Regions from separate parts of the Homo sapiens genome. Here region 2 is linked to region 1. Evidence: chromatin loops called from intact Hi-C (ENCODE). Cell type or tissue: Caco-2. All regions are shown on one strand. Region 1 has its middle 100 kb from the start of P2RY1. Region 2 has its middle 200 kb from the start of MBNL1-AS1.

What was found. Hi-C counts contacts between places; a loop is a spot of excess contacts. Peaks named below come from ENCODE experiments on the same cell type or tissue, not always from the same donor. Only the 100,000 strongest peaks of a DNase experiment are listed, where the experiment ranks them.
Region 2: it touches region 1 in a loop (12-fold over the local background); 4 of 110 quality-filtered maps call a loop at or near these places.

The regions. Positions count from the first base shown.
Region 1 is chr3:152,934,346-152,942,345 of GRCh38, forward strand. No RefSeq gene overlaps it. Among named protein-coding and RNA genes, the nearest start is that of P2RY1, 100 kb to the left of the region's middle. In Caco-2, no CTCF peak of the experiment used is centred here; no DNase peak of the experiment used is centred here.
Region 2 is chr3:152,470,146-152,478,145 of GRCh38, forward strand. No RefSeq gene overlaps it. Among named protein-coding and RNA genes, the nearest start is that of MBNL1-AS1, 200 kb to the left of the region's middle. In Caco-2, CTCF peaks have their summits at 2,009 (motif pointing left) and 4,617 (motif pointing right); DNase peaks (open chromatin) are centred at 1,996 and 4,646.

The DNA of each region.
Region 1 (8,000 bases):
GCAGTCTAGAAGATGGCAGCAACAGGGGGCATTATTTTCTGATACTTCCATAATCCCCATTTAAAAACAGAGAAACAGCCGGGCACGGTGGCTCACACATGTAATCCCAGCACTTTGGGAGGCCAAGGTGGGTGGATCACCTGAGGTCAGGAGCTCAAGACCAGCCTGACCAACTTCGTGAAACTCTGTCTCTACTAAAAATACGAAAAATTAGCCGGGCATGTTGGTGGGCGCCTGTAATCCCAGCTACTCAGGAGGCTGAGGCAGGAGAATCGCTCAGACCCAGGAGACGAAGGTTGCAGTGAGCCGATATCGTGCCACTGCACCCCAGCCTGGGCAACAAGAGAGAAGCTCAGTCTCAAAAAAATAAAAATAAAAAAAAAGAGAAACAACATAACAAAACCAAAATCCCCAAAGACAATATTTAGAATAACTAGAAGACAGGGTATCCCCATGAAGCCAAGAATGCAAGCAAGTGAGGACCATTCACCAACAACCACAAGACATGCATGCTAGCAGCAGCTATGCAGGAGGAAGCAATGGGAAGCAACCTGGCATCTAAGAAGAGAAGAACCATAAAACAGCCAACAGCCATTCACTCGAAAGTGCCGTGGGGCAGTTTGAGGCAGCAGCTAAAACTACAAGGGGTTTTACCCACTCCAGTGGCAAGTGAATTCAAGAGCTTACAGTAGGTTGAAAAGGACTGAAGTCGTCTAGTTTCTGTGAACTCTGAAAATTGGCCCACTAAGTTCTCTTCCAAAATGGAGCTCCACACAGAGGAAAACTGCAGAGGATGGGATTAAAATGGAACAGGATAAAAGGCAATAGAAACCATGGAAAGAACGTCTTGATAAAAGTGGGACAGGAGAACAGAGACAGACAGAAGGAAATATCTTAAATGTGTAAGTAACTAAGTCATCTCCTTCAGAGAGGAATTGTTTTTGCTTTAGCTTTATTCCTGATGTCACCAACAACCCAGGCCAATGTCAGAAACTTAATTTTCAGGCTGAGAGTTTTCGTGGACCACACAGGTATTGTTAATACTGTCCCCTAACCCACAAAAGTACATGCCTCCAGCTAGTCCCAAGTCTATAATAACCTTGGTGATAGTGGTGGGTTGATTTGCCCTAATATATTCTTTTTTTTTTTTTTTTAGGTGGAGTTTCCCTCTGTCACCCAGGCTGGAGTGCAGTGGTGTGATGTTGGCTCACTGCAACCTCCACCCCCCGGGTTTCAAGCAATTCTCCTGCCTCAGCCTCCTGAGTAGCTGGGATTATAGGCGCCCGCCACCATGCCTGGCTAATTTTTGTATTTTTAGTAGAGATGGGGTTTCACTATGTTGGCCAGGCTGGTCTCGAACTGCTGATCTCAGGTGATCGCCCGCCTCAGCCTCCCAAAGTGCTAGGATTATAGGCGTGAGCCACCACGCCTAGCCTACCCTAATATACTTTCTATGAGAGTTGTACTTTGAATTTTTCCGCTTTACTAAAGTACTTCTGATCTGACCACCATACTTTTAGGGCTTGAAGCTTTGTTTCCAGAGCCAAAAATATGTGCCCAGTAAAAATCCAAGCCCTGAGCCATCAGGAATTGACAGACGCCCTCAGATTAAAAACAAACTCTAGATGGAGCTTGCTGCTGTTGAATCACTCTTCATTCTTTGGCCTCCAATTCTTTCTATTACTAGAGCTCAGGCTTATTTATTTAAAGCTTGTCATATTTTATCTAGCATTTCAGGTGTTCCACACCATGAGGGATTTCTCTGTATATTTAATCTGGCAAATTGATTAAAATATAAAATGTGTTTATCTATTTGCCATTGTGCATCCTAATTCATAGCTTTAAGTAAATATCTCCCATATACAGGCATAAAGTGGATGTTTTTGTCAAGATTTCCCTGAACTCCAGACTCATCTAGTTACCCCCAAACCAGCTACACCTATACTCTTAACATCTCAGTAAATGGCAACTTCAAACTTTCATTGCCCAAGCTGAAAGCCTGATAGTAATTCTTCTTTCTTTCTCTCCCACCCTTAATCTCATGCACCAGAATCCTTGTTAGCTCTGCCTTCAAAACATATCTAGAATAATATTATTTGTTACCATCTCAACCAATCCCACCACAATCCAAATCAGCACCAACTCTCACCTGGATTATTCTAATAACAGGTACTACACTTCTAACTTTTCCTTCCTGCAGCCTTGTCTCAACACAAGCAGAGTGACACTGTTGAAATACTAAGTTAGATCATGTCACTCTTCTGTCAAACCCTCCTGGTGGCTTATTTCATGCATACTGAAGACCTAAATCAGTACAAGGACCTGAAGGACTGCATCTGTCTGATCCTATCACCTACTACCATACCCCTTGTTTGCTCTGACTCAGACATATACACCTTCCTATTCTTCAAAAACGCTGAGCTATTTCCACTTCAGAATCTTTGCAGTGGCTGTTTTCTCTATCTGTCTGTAATGCTCTTCTTCCAGATATCTATCTGTATGGCTCCTTCTCTTACCTCTTTAAGTCTTTGCTGAAATGTCACCTTCTCTATGAAGCCTACACTGTTCACCCTATTTAAATGAATCCCCTACTCCAGCAGTTCAAGTCTACTTACCATGCTTTATTTTTTATAGTACTAAATATCTTTTCACTATACTATATACTGTGTAATATAGTTATTTCTTACATTTATTTTCTGTCTTTCCATATTAGAATATAAGCTTTATGAGGTCAAGATACTGTCCTTATTGTTTTGTTCTCTGATGTATACACAGAACCTAAAAGAATGCCTGACCACTTTGAAGGCACTCCATAAACATTAGTTGAATGAATGCATGAATGAAAGGTATCGTAAAGAAAATATGGTAACACATGGATTCTTTTTTGCTGTGCAAATTTAAATAGCATTATGGAAAATCTTCTAAAAAGAATTTGACATCATTAGAGAACAGAATGATTCTGAAATGGAAACTCATATTGAATTCTATCCAGATGATTCAAATCTAATTACTTTTAAATTTTTGTCAATGATTTTCCAAATGGACTGTTTTCTCCATGCTACAATGCATTTCTTGAGTTAGAGTGTCACCTTAAGACGTAACTGTGGTACTTGTATTGCTGTTCTCAGGAATAGTAGCTAAATGGAAGGTCTCGAGAATCAGACTCCCTTGAAATCCTGACTCCTCCATTTCTTATCTATATGACTTGTGTCAGCTCCTTTAACCCCTAATTCTCAAATTTCTTAGTTATAAACATCAAAACTGGGGGGCTAATTTGGACCCTCCATTTAAGCAGTGGTTTTTGTTCTGATTACTCCCATCCTTAGGCAATACTGTAATCCTTTGAATTCTTTGTTAGGAATTGCCAGAGACAACCTGGATTTCTTTGGTTAATATTTGTTCATACTTCCAATGACCTGCTTGCAGAATTATGCAATGTTAGTATTTTTTATCTATTGATGTTTAAACTTGGAAATACCTAAATGATATTATTGGTACCAATCTGTCTAGTAAAGCTGGAGCACCAGTTTTTATGGGCAGACGTTAAATGTCATAATATGCCAGAAGCTCGTAGCAAGAAGACAGGAGGAGACCTTCAGGTGCAAGTATTCCCAGGTTAGAAGACCAGCTGACATCTTACTCCCTAATGCTTTTGGTGAAAGTGAGGTGTTAAACTGTGAATAGATTGTGGTGAAATGTTGTAATGAAGTGGGTATCTGGAATGATTTACATAAGTCACTGTCAAAGCATACATTCTTTGACAGAGTATACATCCTTTGATTTAGTAAAACTGCAGGGTAGCTCCCATTAGGTTATGGGATATATTATTGAAACCCTTTGAAGATTCTGCAAGTCAGACTTACCTTTATCTTCTATCCATTAGCCTAGGCACTTCACAGACCAAGTCTGCTGCCAGGTTATCAGAACCACATTAAGTAGCCAAATTCACCCTGAAAGATATCCATTGAACAAAACATTTCATATTATTACATTTGGATTGCCTTGAGTCAGCCTTAAGTTATTTTGTTTCTTAAGTTTATTTTTAGTTTACTCTTAGAAACTCACAGTTTTCTTTAAAATATATGTGAGGACATTTGTTACTATTTATTTCTTATTTTCTTTCACTACAATCCAGTTTCCATTCTTGTAAGTTCAAACTATTGTAAGTAATTGCTAACACTTTTTCAGGAATACCAGAATACTCTTAGATGACTTCTGACATTTTACCTCACAGAATATGACAAAGGGAAGAAAGTAAAATACACTATCTATTTGTTATTATTATCTTTATTATTGCATTCACTATCTGGGTTTAGTTGTTACATTTTAATTCCAGATATATTAGAACATTTTGCACAAATACAAAATGTAGAATATCTTTGAGCAGCTTGTATAACACTTGCACCCTCAATACTGTTTAATAGGTACTGAGAGGATCTTTGAAATAAACTTCATATTTATGCAGTAAAATATTGCATAGCTGACACTGTTTCTCCTAGCCTCTGCTACTGGGACTTTACGAGGTATCACATTTCCTTTAGCAAATTTTTCATAATGCCACTGAATATTACACAGTAAAGAGCTGACCCCATCTCTTTTCTGGTATGTTATGAGCCACTTTAAGCCTGTCAACTGCTAAACTACAATCCAATGCAAAACACTGCTGTTTGCCTATGGGCTACAATTTTTTCATTATCCAATTTTATCTGAAATCATTTGTATACAATAAGACAACTTCAGCTGCAGGGGATGGAAAGCAAAATACTTGAGCAGTTCAGATTAAAAAAATATTATTTTGATTCCCTCTGTGCCCCAATTTATGGCCACTAGAGGGGTCTCTATTAATCAGCACAGCCTTCTTCTCCTGACATCTATTTAATCCTTAAAATATTAGATCCAGATCTTCCTATGGCTTATTTTCCCCATTCAAGCCACATGGTTATATTTCATGCTTTGTAGATTGCTAGAAGGAAAAATAGCAACCTCAACCTCCTGTTGCTTAAATAATAAGACATTTACTAATGCATTAAAAAGAAACTTGTTTCAATATGTGGTAGACACACACACACATATATGTAATCAAATCAGCAGAAATGAGATCCCAATCTTTGATGTCATTGACAGCTGTCAGGATGTGGTATTACTTGCCATCATCCTTCTAATGGAGTCACAATCGAGAAGGTAAAAGTCTAAGTAGTGCTTTGATGATGAGGAAATGTGCTATATTAAACAGGACTTTTTCTTTTTTTTTCTTCTTTTTTTTAAAAATTTATTTATTTATTTTTATTGATCATTCTTGGGTGTTTCTCGCAGAGGGGGATTTGGCAGGGTCATAGGAAAATAGTGGAGGGAAGGTCAGCAGATAAACAAGTGAACAAAGGTCTCTGGTTTTCCTAGTCCACAGTGTTTGTGTCCCTGGGTACTTGAGATTAGGGAGTGGTGATGACTCTTAACGAGCATGCTGCCTCCAAGCATCTAAACAGGACTTTTTCTATGACAGGTAACCTAAAACCCAACCAAAATGACATAAGCACAAACTAAATTTTTGTATACTGTGATTACAAGTCCAGGAGTAAGGCTGGCTTCAGATGGGTCTTAACTCAGGGGCTCCAATGATGTTACTAAGGCCTAATTCTCTACATCTCTGAACTTGGCTGTCTATGCATTTTCTTCATTCTCAGCTAAGCTTTCCACTCTTGATTTCTAGTTGGCTACTGCAGCTCCAGAATGTATACTTTCTCAGCTTTGAGTCCCTAAATAGAACTTTTCTCTGCTATCACATACAAAAAATACCAGGCCTGCTCATTGCCCAAACTTAGTTGTAAGTAAATCCCCAAATCAATCACTCTGATCAAAAGGATGTTTTATGCTGCTTGACTTTGGCCAACCTAAGACCCAACCCTGAAGGTGAGAGAAAGAAAAACACCTAAAGCACAAAGCCTGAAATGTAGAATGGGTGTTTCCCCAAAGTGTGGGGTACCAAGAGATGACTGGGTACTTTACTAGGGCCCTGGATCCAGTAACTGCTACAGTTTCTTTTCTTGTTTCAGGTTTGTAATTTCTATAGAGTTGGTAAGTTCTTCCTTAATATGTCAATGGACCATTTAGTCAGTCGTCAGTCCAACACATCATCTATTACAAGCAAGAATAGAGCAATAAAGTGAGCAGAGAAGGCCGGGCATGGTGGCTCACACCTGTAATCCCAGCACTTTGGGAGGCCAAGGTGGGTGGACCACCTGAGGTCAGGAATTCAAGACCAGCCTGACCAATATGGTGAAACCCCATCTCTACTAAAAACACAAAAATTAGCCAGGTGTGGTGGCATGCACCTGTAGTCCCAGCTACTCAGGAGGCTGAGATAGGAGAATTGCTTGAACCCAGGAAGCGGAGGTTGCATTGAGCTGAGATCGTGCCACTGCACTCCAGCCTGGGTGACAGAGCAAGACTCTGTCTCAAAAAATAAAAAATAAACAAATAAGCAGAGAAATATGGGGTCAACTGATGCCCCAACAACATTTACTACTGGCAATAATTAAGCATGACAGAGAGTGAAGACTACCAATGAATTGAGGTTTTAAAAAAGTTCTTTATAGTTATCTGAGTCATCTTCATGCTATACCTTTGCCTGGAGAACCAAGATCATTTCCACGGTTACAAAGACTCACTTTTATAAAAGCAACTAAGGGTATATGAACCATCTTAGGATTTAATAATGGCCCACACCAAGCTTTTGTCTTTGTGTATGTGTAGACACTAAATGTGTGAAACACACCTCAATAATTACTATTATTCTTATAAAGTATTTTGCTCTATGACTATTTAGTGCTTCTCCACAATCTTTTTTGTGTTGAAATGTCAGTCACACTGCCAAATAAATTATTTAAAAATTACATCTAAGTTAAGATTTTAAAACACCAAGATAACAGTTGATTAGTTAATTTTACACATTCATAAACTAGTTTTCCCTACTGTAATGAGTTGAGTGGCTGAGTTTTTGTGTCTAAACCTGTCTGGGGAGAATCTATTACCCGAAAGAGGTATGTTAGTCTAAAAGCCAAAGGCACTCCCTTTTTAATGTGCCATCAGAAATTTTTCTGGGAGGACTATTTTTCCCTAACTTTATGTGTGCATGTATGTGTGTGTATGTGTCTGTGGTTTTGTGTGTGTGTCTGTGTGTCTGTGTGTCTGTGTGTGTGTTTGTGTATAGTAGGAGGTACACAGGGAAGAAAGGAATTGTGAGTCTATATCTAACCTAGATATAGAATACAGTAAGAACAGTAATAGTTCTTACCATTTTAAGAACTGCATGAAGTACAATGGAAACTGCATCCAGATAATGGACTTATGGATTAAAAAAGTATCTTATTTTTGTTGTTTGTACCATTTATAGTTTTAATACTCGAAAAGTTTGTGGTAAAGGGGGCTTTGGTGAATAAATGTGGTTAAGCTCATAATTTCAGTAGAACACTATCATTACAAAAAGCCTTCATTGGAACCACAGTGGAAGAAATGGTAGCCCACATTTTCTCAGGTTACTTAAGTGACATTAGAGCAAGGGAACACGACCGTTCTATATACAGACTGAGGAGTATCTCGTAAACATGACTGCCATTGGTTAGGCCTGACCCATGGCCTTTCTGGTACTGAACTTGGCAGACTTTGCTTGGTTGGCATGGCTCTTTGTACCTGTTATAACCAAGTGTAATTATCCATTTGCACAGCTAAGACTGTGTCTAAACCTGTTGGGCAGAATTTTATTTCTTGGAAATAGCTCTGCTTGTCTTACAAACCACTCCCTCCTTATTGCATATATAGCACAGCTTCTTACAATTGCCAGAAAGATCCCTGTGGTGACCTCACACTGGGAGATATAAAACACTCTGCTAAATGCACATTAATAAACATTTTATGAAAGCAGAGGTATAATGCTCCTAGAAAATTATCTCTTTGTCAACTTTTGACACCTACAGAAACCCAGAAAAATGACACTCTCTTTTGTT
Region 2 (8,000 bases), 460 kb before region 1:
CCCAAAAGCCCAAACTATACCACCAAATACAGTATTTTAGAATGTGTTTAATTAAAACTTCCCTCGCTTGAATACAAAGATGTGATTACCTAACTCGCTGTCTATGGAGAGAAGGATGTGTGGGAAGGAATATTCTGGTATGAGTGGTATACGTTATGAACATTTTCTTATAAAGCATCTGTGGTGAAAGAGAACATACCTTTACGTTCTCTCTGCATCCCTTAAAATATTTCTAATTCTGAACTTATGAATCTCTTGCCTTGCATTCAAATGCCTTTCCTTACCATCTGCTGAACTGTTTTTATTTATGTTTTGGTTTCTTTCCCTTGGCACCTCACACCTGTGCTAATTAGCAACAACAGCAGAGCATAGGAGGAACATAGGCCATCCACCTGTGAACAAATTGTAAGAACTGCAGTGGACATTGATTCGTACAGAATATATACTTACAGTTGAATGCTTTTTAACATATCTATCTTGCTTTAATTAGTTGTGTGTATTTTTCTTTCATCCTGTTCCCTTTATATTATTTCATAGGGCTCGAAGCTCTGATCTCTATTTAGGCTATCTCATCTCCCAGGAGAACCTTCATTATGAAAATGTGTATCGAACAGTTACTTCATTTGATAAGGGGGTCTGAGAAACCACCATATTCTCCTACAATTTCCCACTTGTTCACAGCTAATTAACAATCGCTGAGTTAGACATGAATTTAAAAATTCATAGTTAATGAGATTTAAAAACTTTAAGGAGACTTTATTGGAAAGTGACTTAAATCCATATTAGTTTATTTCCTTCTTCCCTCCTTTCATCCCTTTTCCACCCTCTCTTCATTCTTTTGTTTTTTTCTGTTCTCCTCATAGGAATTTACAGAATGCTAATCTGCTAAGCACTGTGGTAGACAGATTAATCCACAAAAGTCTGTGCTCAAAGAATCCAGTGAAGAGTGGGCAAGATATACGTGTCAACAACTAGTTAAAATACAAACTGATAACTGATATGCTAAAAGACTGCCTAGTGTTATGGGAAAAGAGAAAGGCCACTGATTCCTAAGGAGAAATGGAAGAGAAGGAGCCCAGAAGATAGGTCTGTGTTGGAACACAAATTTCCCCAAATTCACAGTTTTTCCCCTGGTTTTCAGTGTCATGCAACTTTCTAAAGGCATTATCATGTTCATGAGGATAAGGAGAATATTACTATATGCCTTCTATAATTGCACAGTAACCAGACCTCAAGTTGGTTAAGACAAAATGTGACAATCACCCGCATTTTGGTCCTACAAACTCTAATGATACTGTGTCTTTAACTTGAATTGATTGGATGTGTTGGTATAATGTGGATATCTTTTGAAATTTGAAATTCTTTCATTTGTTATTATCAAGTTCTTACCCACCACATGCATATGTATATGAAGGAAATATTTTATATAAGAAAAATTATTGAAATAGTTGCCTCATTGCATTTTTTTCAAGACTCCAAAAGATAAAATCAATGTATTAGTTTATTTATTAGTCTTGTTTCAAAAACAAATAGATAAGGATGGACAAAGAAACTAGTTCTCCACAAAATTCAGAAATTTAGAACTCAATTTAGTCAGGTGTTTTTTTTTTTTTTTTTTTTTTGACAGAGTCTCGCTCTGTTGCCCAGGCTGGAGTGCAGTGGTGCTATCTAGGCTCATTGCAACCTCCACCTCCCGGACTACAGTGATTCTTCTGCCTCAGCCTGCTGGATAGCTGGGACTATAGGCACGTGCCACCACACCCGGCTAATTTTTGTATTTTTAGTAGAGACGGGATTTCACCATGTTGGCCAGACTGGTCTTGAACTCCTTACCTCAGGTGATCCACCCACCTCGGCCTCCCAAAGTGCTGGGATTACAGGTTTGAGCCACCACGCTAGTTATTAGTATTACCATTTTAAAAGTTTTCCTCCAGATTTGCTATCAGTATACAACAGACTGATTCTAATTTATGTTGTTTTCCTTCTCTTGCTCGCCCTCTGGTGGAGCTTCCTGTAACCCTAAAATGACGAAAACTGGGCAGTCACCGTTTTACTCGCGTCATCTCCCAAAATACAAATAACTTGCTCTCTAATGGTTCAAAACACTTGAACAAACTAATCGATTATTTTTTATTTTAAGAGTTTCTAAAAATAGCAAATTCTTAAATTACTAGAGCCCAACACTTTGGATTTTACAAAAAAATCTACTGATTACTTTAAGCTAAGTATGTGCTAGCACTAGACATACGCAGATGAAACGAGTAAGGTACTGTCGCTGCTCTGGTGGAGGCTGTGTTTCCCTTGGGGAGAAAGTCACAAGGCAGTAACATGTAAGACCTAGGAGTATTGAGGGGGTAGGGTGTTTGGTGGGGTCCAGCAGTAAATCCAGCTTGAGGTGATGTGAGAAGTTCTCCTGGAGGGGGTGCCAACAAGATGAGCAGCTGTATTTAGGAAAAGAGGAAGGAAGATTATCCCAGGCAGAGGAGGCCACCTTACTAAGGCACAGAGGAAACAAATACAAGACCTGAGTGGAAGGCATCAACAAAGTTGATACCATTATCACATAAAATGAGAGGCTGAGAGGGCCAGATGAAGACACTGATGCGATAGACTGGTATGGGATTATGGAGATCTGATGGGCCTCAATAGCGAGTTTACACTTTCAGGGGGCAGCTATGGACAGATGGATTATTCTGGTTGCTGCTGACAGAGGATTTGTGAAGGTAAAATTGCACGCAAGGAAACCAGCTGTTGGATAAAAGACAACATGGTGGCAAATTGGAATAATAAGTACAGGGACTGTATTACTTAGGGTCCTCTGGGAAATAGATGCCAAGATAGATCAAAAATGCAAGAGACTTAGTGGGGAAGGAGCCACAGAAATTAAAAGGAGATGTCAAACCGTCCTATAGACCTGACAACTGTGAAGGAAAGGGCACTAGGGTAGAAACATTTTCAAACTGAAGCACAATTCCAGGAAAGTTTCAGCCGGGTCAACAGTCTCCAAGCCAAAACAGCTCATTAAAGGAATCTTGATTTTTCTGTCATAGGTCTGCATTAATAGGAGTAGGTATTTGCAACACAACAACAAAGGGCAAATAAACCGAATTTATGAAGAATTTCTGGAAATATGTTTTTGAAAAGACTGACACCCCATTAGGAAAAAGGGCAAGGGGCTTATACAGGTACTTTATAAAAGAGGATATTCAACACAAGTTAAAAACCAAATGAAATGCCTCTACTCACTCCATCCCAATTGCCAAGATGAGAAAGTATCCATATCAGGTGTTGGTGAAGATGTGAAGTAAATGAAACACCATGTACTTCTGGGTAGAGATCAAATTGGTAAAACCACGTTATTAAAATATATTGGTGTTACTGAAGTTGAAGACCTATAACCTATGAGCTAGCAAATTCATTCTTAGATTTATATCCAACAGAAATGCCTGTATATGCACCAAAAGACTTGGACAAAAATGCTTATATTAGAATTAGAAACAGCTCCACATCAGAAACAACCCAAAAGTTCATCAAGAACACTTTGGTTCAAAAAATGGTTATATGTTCATAAAATTGAATAATACTAATCAAGGAAGAGGTATAAATCACAGCAAAAGGCAAAACTAAACCATAGTATTTAAAAATGTATACTCAGGGGTTAAACTGTAAAAGGAACCAAGATGTGAAATGTAATACAAAAGGGGCAATGAGGATTTTCTGAAACATGTTGGCAGTGTTCTATTTCTTTATCTGAGTGGTGGTTACATGAGTGCCCATCTTTCCATAATACATTAAACTGCACATTTGTATATGATATACTTTTTGTATTTCCTTGCTATGTTTTATAATGCAAAGATTTTTTAAAGGGACAAAATAAATATTTTCCCAAAAGGATAACTTATAAGATAAATTCAGAAGAAAATATTAATATTTCCTAACATGCAAGGCTTATGCTAGGAAACTAGGAGGTAATTTTTACAGATACCCATGGAAAATATACAGATTTTTTTTTCTGAAAAAATGAAACAAAATAATTTTTAAGTTGTAGAATTATTTTTCTTTTACTGAAAAGTTTCAGTAAATGAAAGATTAGTGTAGCAAGGAATATTTTGCATTAGATTATACTTAAAATTTATATGTAGCCAAGGGTAGGAAAGTGTATTCTTCTTCAATTTCACTATTCCTCAAATACCTAATTCATATCACAAGTGAGACAGCAGGAAGAAAACTTAGAAGAATGGGCAGAATAATACAAACCACAGCAACAAATCATTTGTCAAAACTGTGTTCACATATCAATGAAAAGTGAGGCCTCCAACTAATTTAATTTTTTCTCTAATCCAGAGAACAATAACCATGCTACTTACGAAACATGGGATGAAATTAAATTCTTCATATTCAGAGATATGTATAATGTTTTGCTTTTAAAAATATCAAATACGCTTATTTGGACCATGCTAAGGCTTATGTATATAACAATTAGTAATTTAGAGTAAAAATCCTATGGCCATGTTTATCCCTAAAAATTTGTTTGCCAAGATTATCATCTCAATAAAACAAATGTTTCTTTGCACTTTATTTCTACTTAACCAACTGCAGGAACTGTGAGCAATGTGCATTTCCAGCAGATGTCAGTGTTGGCGTATGATGTAATCTAGAAATTCCTCCAAACCTGAGGCCTTACCCTGAAGATGACCAGAGTACAGTGCAGATTCTTGTGAAATGTGAAAAGGCATTCTGGAGAATTCTGTTCTCTTGGGCAATATTTTCTTAAGAAATATATTGTTATAGGTTAGGAAATAGACATGGAGGTCTTCAGCAGTATTCTCCCATCTCTGAGATTGCATTTCTTCTGGTTATACATTAATTACCTGCATTTATTCTTCCTCTTGCTCCAAGAAGTATATTCACTACCTATTCCTGTCTCTGCATTTCTTCCCAGAATAAAGTGGTTGTTTTTTTTTTTTTGCCTTGAAGAATTTCAATGAGTTTATACAAGAAAAACATATTTAGCATTTACTGGGTGTCAAAGAAATAGAATAGTCTAGCTGCCCTAAAGAAATTCTTATAATGATAGAGTTGAGTTCTGTCACAAGGTACTAAGAATACACAGAAGAAATATATGTAAAGCACTTAGTGCAGTGTGTGGCACATAGTAAGTCCTCAAAATGTTAGCTATTATTAATAGCTATTTTATCTCATTAGGAATAATGAAGAAACATATTTTAAAAGTTAGCATTGAGTAGAGGTACTCAGATTTTAATTGGGGAAATAAGTGAATTGATTACTTTTTTTTCTACCAGTAGCTCACTAATGTTTGATATTTGTATGAAAACTGCTCTATCGCCTAGGAAAGAGAACATGTCAAAACAGCCATTTCAAACAGTTGCCCCTTCTGTGTTTCATGCTATTTGGTTTGTATTATGCTCACATATTATCAATGAAGGACCAACTCAGGTTCAAGAGCATATAAAGAGAAAGACAGGCTTAAAGGGCAAAATTTGAGAAAAATCTTCAACCCAGTAACAGTTGGGCTAATTTTTTATCTTGTTCCTGTGCACTTTTTTTTGGTTTTTCTTTTTCTTTTCTTAGATGGAGTCTCGCTCTGTCTCCCAGGCTGGAGTGCAATCTCAGCTCACTGCAACCTCTGCCTCCCGGGTTCTAGTGATTCTCCTGCCTCAGCCTCCCAAGTAGCTGGGATTACAGTCGCCCACCACCATGTCCAGGTAATTTTTGTATTTTTAGTAGAGACAGGATTTCACCATGTTGGTTACGCTGGTCTCTAACTTCAGACCTAAGGTGATCCACCCGCCTCAGCCTCCCAAAGTGCTGGAATTACAGGCATGAACCACTGAGCCTGGGTTGGTTTTTTTTTTTTCTTTTTAGCCAATTGCAAGAACTGTGGGCAATATGCATTTACAATACTGGGCATGTTCCCAACAATAGCGCTCAAGCAAAGAAAATAAGAGAGGACTTTGTCAATATGAGCCTAGAAGCCAAAATTCCACTTGGAAAGACTGATCACCCAGTAGTCCTGCTTCCCCTCTTATGAAGAATCGTGACTCTTTTCCTAAGTCAGAACAGCTGAGAATAAAATGCTTTGGTTGAGGGAGAGAGTGGGAATCATATCCTTAGCTTTCAAGTTTACTGACAACGAAGTCTCCCTCATCGTTAAGCAGGTGAATTATGGGGCTTATTAACGTTGGGTTGACTGTATAGTAGGTATTTATATTTGTTTCACTGAAGTGATGTTATTCAGAAAATAAAATGGCATATAAGAGGAAAAACAAGACTTAGAGAAGAAAATCAATTTACAGCAACTGGGTAGATATGCCTTACTTTGATTTTCCAGACAACAACGTAAAAAGATTGACTGAGTTTAATTACTCACGTGAAGAGAGAAATATATCACTCTCCCAAAGAAAGCCAAATTTTTATAAGAAGGAAATTTTGTCAAATGAGGTATTGTATAGGGGCCAGTGAGTTATGTAATTAAGAATATTCTCAACAACAATTTTACAGTATTGTTCCTATGTCAGTCTGATGTATATTTGGATATATAAGGTGACTCTACAAGTTTTAAATACAACTTTAAATACTTTTCTTAGATTAGAAGTCTTATTTTTCATAATGAGAGTAATATACCCTCTTTACTTCTCTTTTTGACTACATACCATCTCCTAGCTATATGAACTTGAGTGAATTACTGCCCATGTGTCTTGTACATTCCCTCATGTGCAAAATGGAGACTAATGTTAGTGACTTTGTGGTTGGAATTTGAGGAATTCAGAAATTCTCCAGAAGGACCTAATCTCTACTTTTCCATGATAACACTAAAGATATTAATACAAACAATAAGTTTCACTTGCCCTGGAAGGATTAGATCAATTCAAGGTGATAGGAAATACTGACAATTAACTATATGTCCCTTGGTTTAAAATTGGAAACATGTATTATTATTCAACACATGTAACTTGGTTAGTAGATGTACTCATTCATATAGAGTATGAAATAACACAAGTTAAACTGTTGATATTTCAGTTCTGAAAATTGGTATAATTCTAGGGTAGAGAATATGGGATTTACCTTGATTCCCACCCTTGGCTTTGGAACAAATGGTCTGGATAAGGATCCTAGCTTCTCCAAGCCTGGCCTCAGTCTTCCTGGTACAGCATAGGTACAAAATGTACCTTTATTTTTTACTGAAACTGTATTTTCTTTCTATAAAAAGCCCCCATTCTGCTTGAAGAATAAAACAAAAACCAAAAAACAAATATTAAGCCCACCTGATTCTAATCACTCCCAAACAAACATACTCAAATTTAGTGATAGAGTTAGTGACTAAGTTTTCATTGTCCAGCCTACACTGGCATTCTTCTGAGATAACCACATCCTAAAATAATCCCTGGCTGGGATTATTTATTATTAACTACGTGCAGTTGTGCACATAGTTGCTGCTACAGAGCCCCTTATCTTAGCTAAAGAAACCGACTCCAGGCTTTATCAATCCCTTTCTCATCCAGCTTCTGTACTCTTTCTGTTGGGCACTGAGAAGTCTTAGCTGCTCTCATGCACCCCTCTAGGGTAGCCAGAAGCCATAACATGTTCCTATTACCCCTCATAGACTTCTTGATTCTAGTTTTCACAACTTTTAATGGGAGGGCACTAGCAAGGCTGCCAATTACCAGAGTCTGGAAGGGACTGGGAGTTCATAGGTCTTCTCAACTCTCGAACCATTCCCAGGGGTTCTGAGAAGTCCTATTGCTGCTGCAAAGTCCCCCTCAGATGTATCCTGGGATGAAGGTGGAAAGCAAGGCATAGAGAACAACCAATGTCTAAATGCTTTCAATTCTCCTCACTTTATGAGAGTTTTATCTGGTCTGGATATGGATGGAAGTAGGATAAACTTGTTCTGGCTGAACACTGTCACTTCCTAAAGTATCCTTGCATAAACTTTGTTGGAGGTTACATCAAAAAGCTATACTTTTTGATCTTTGATC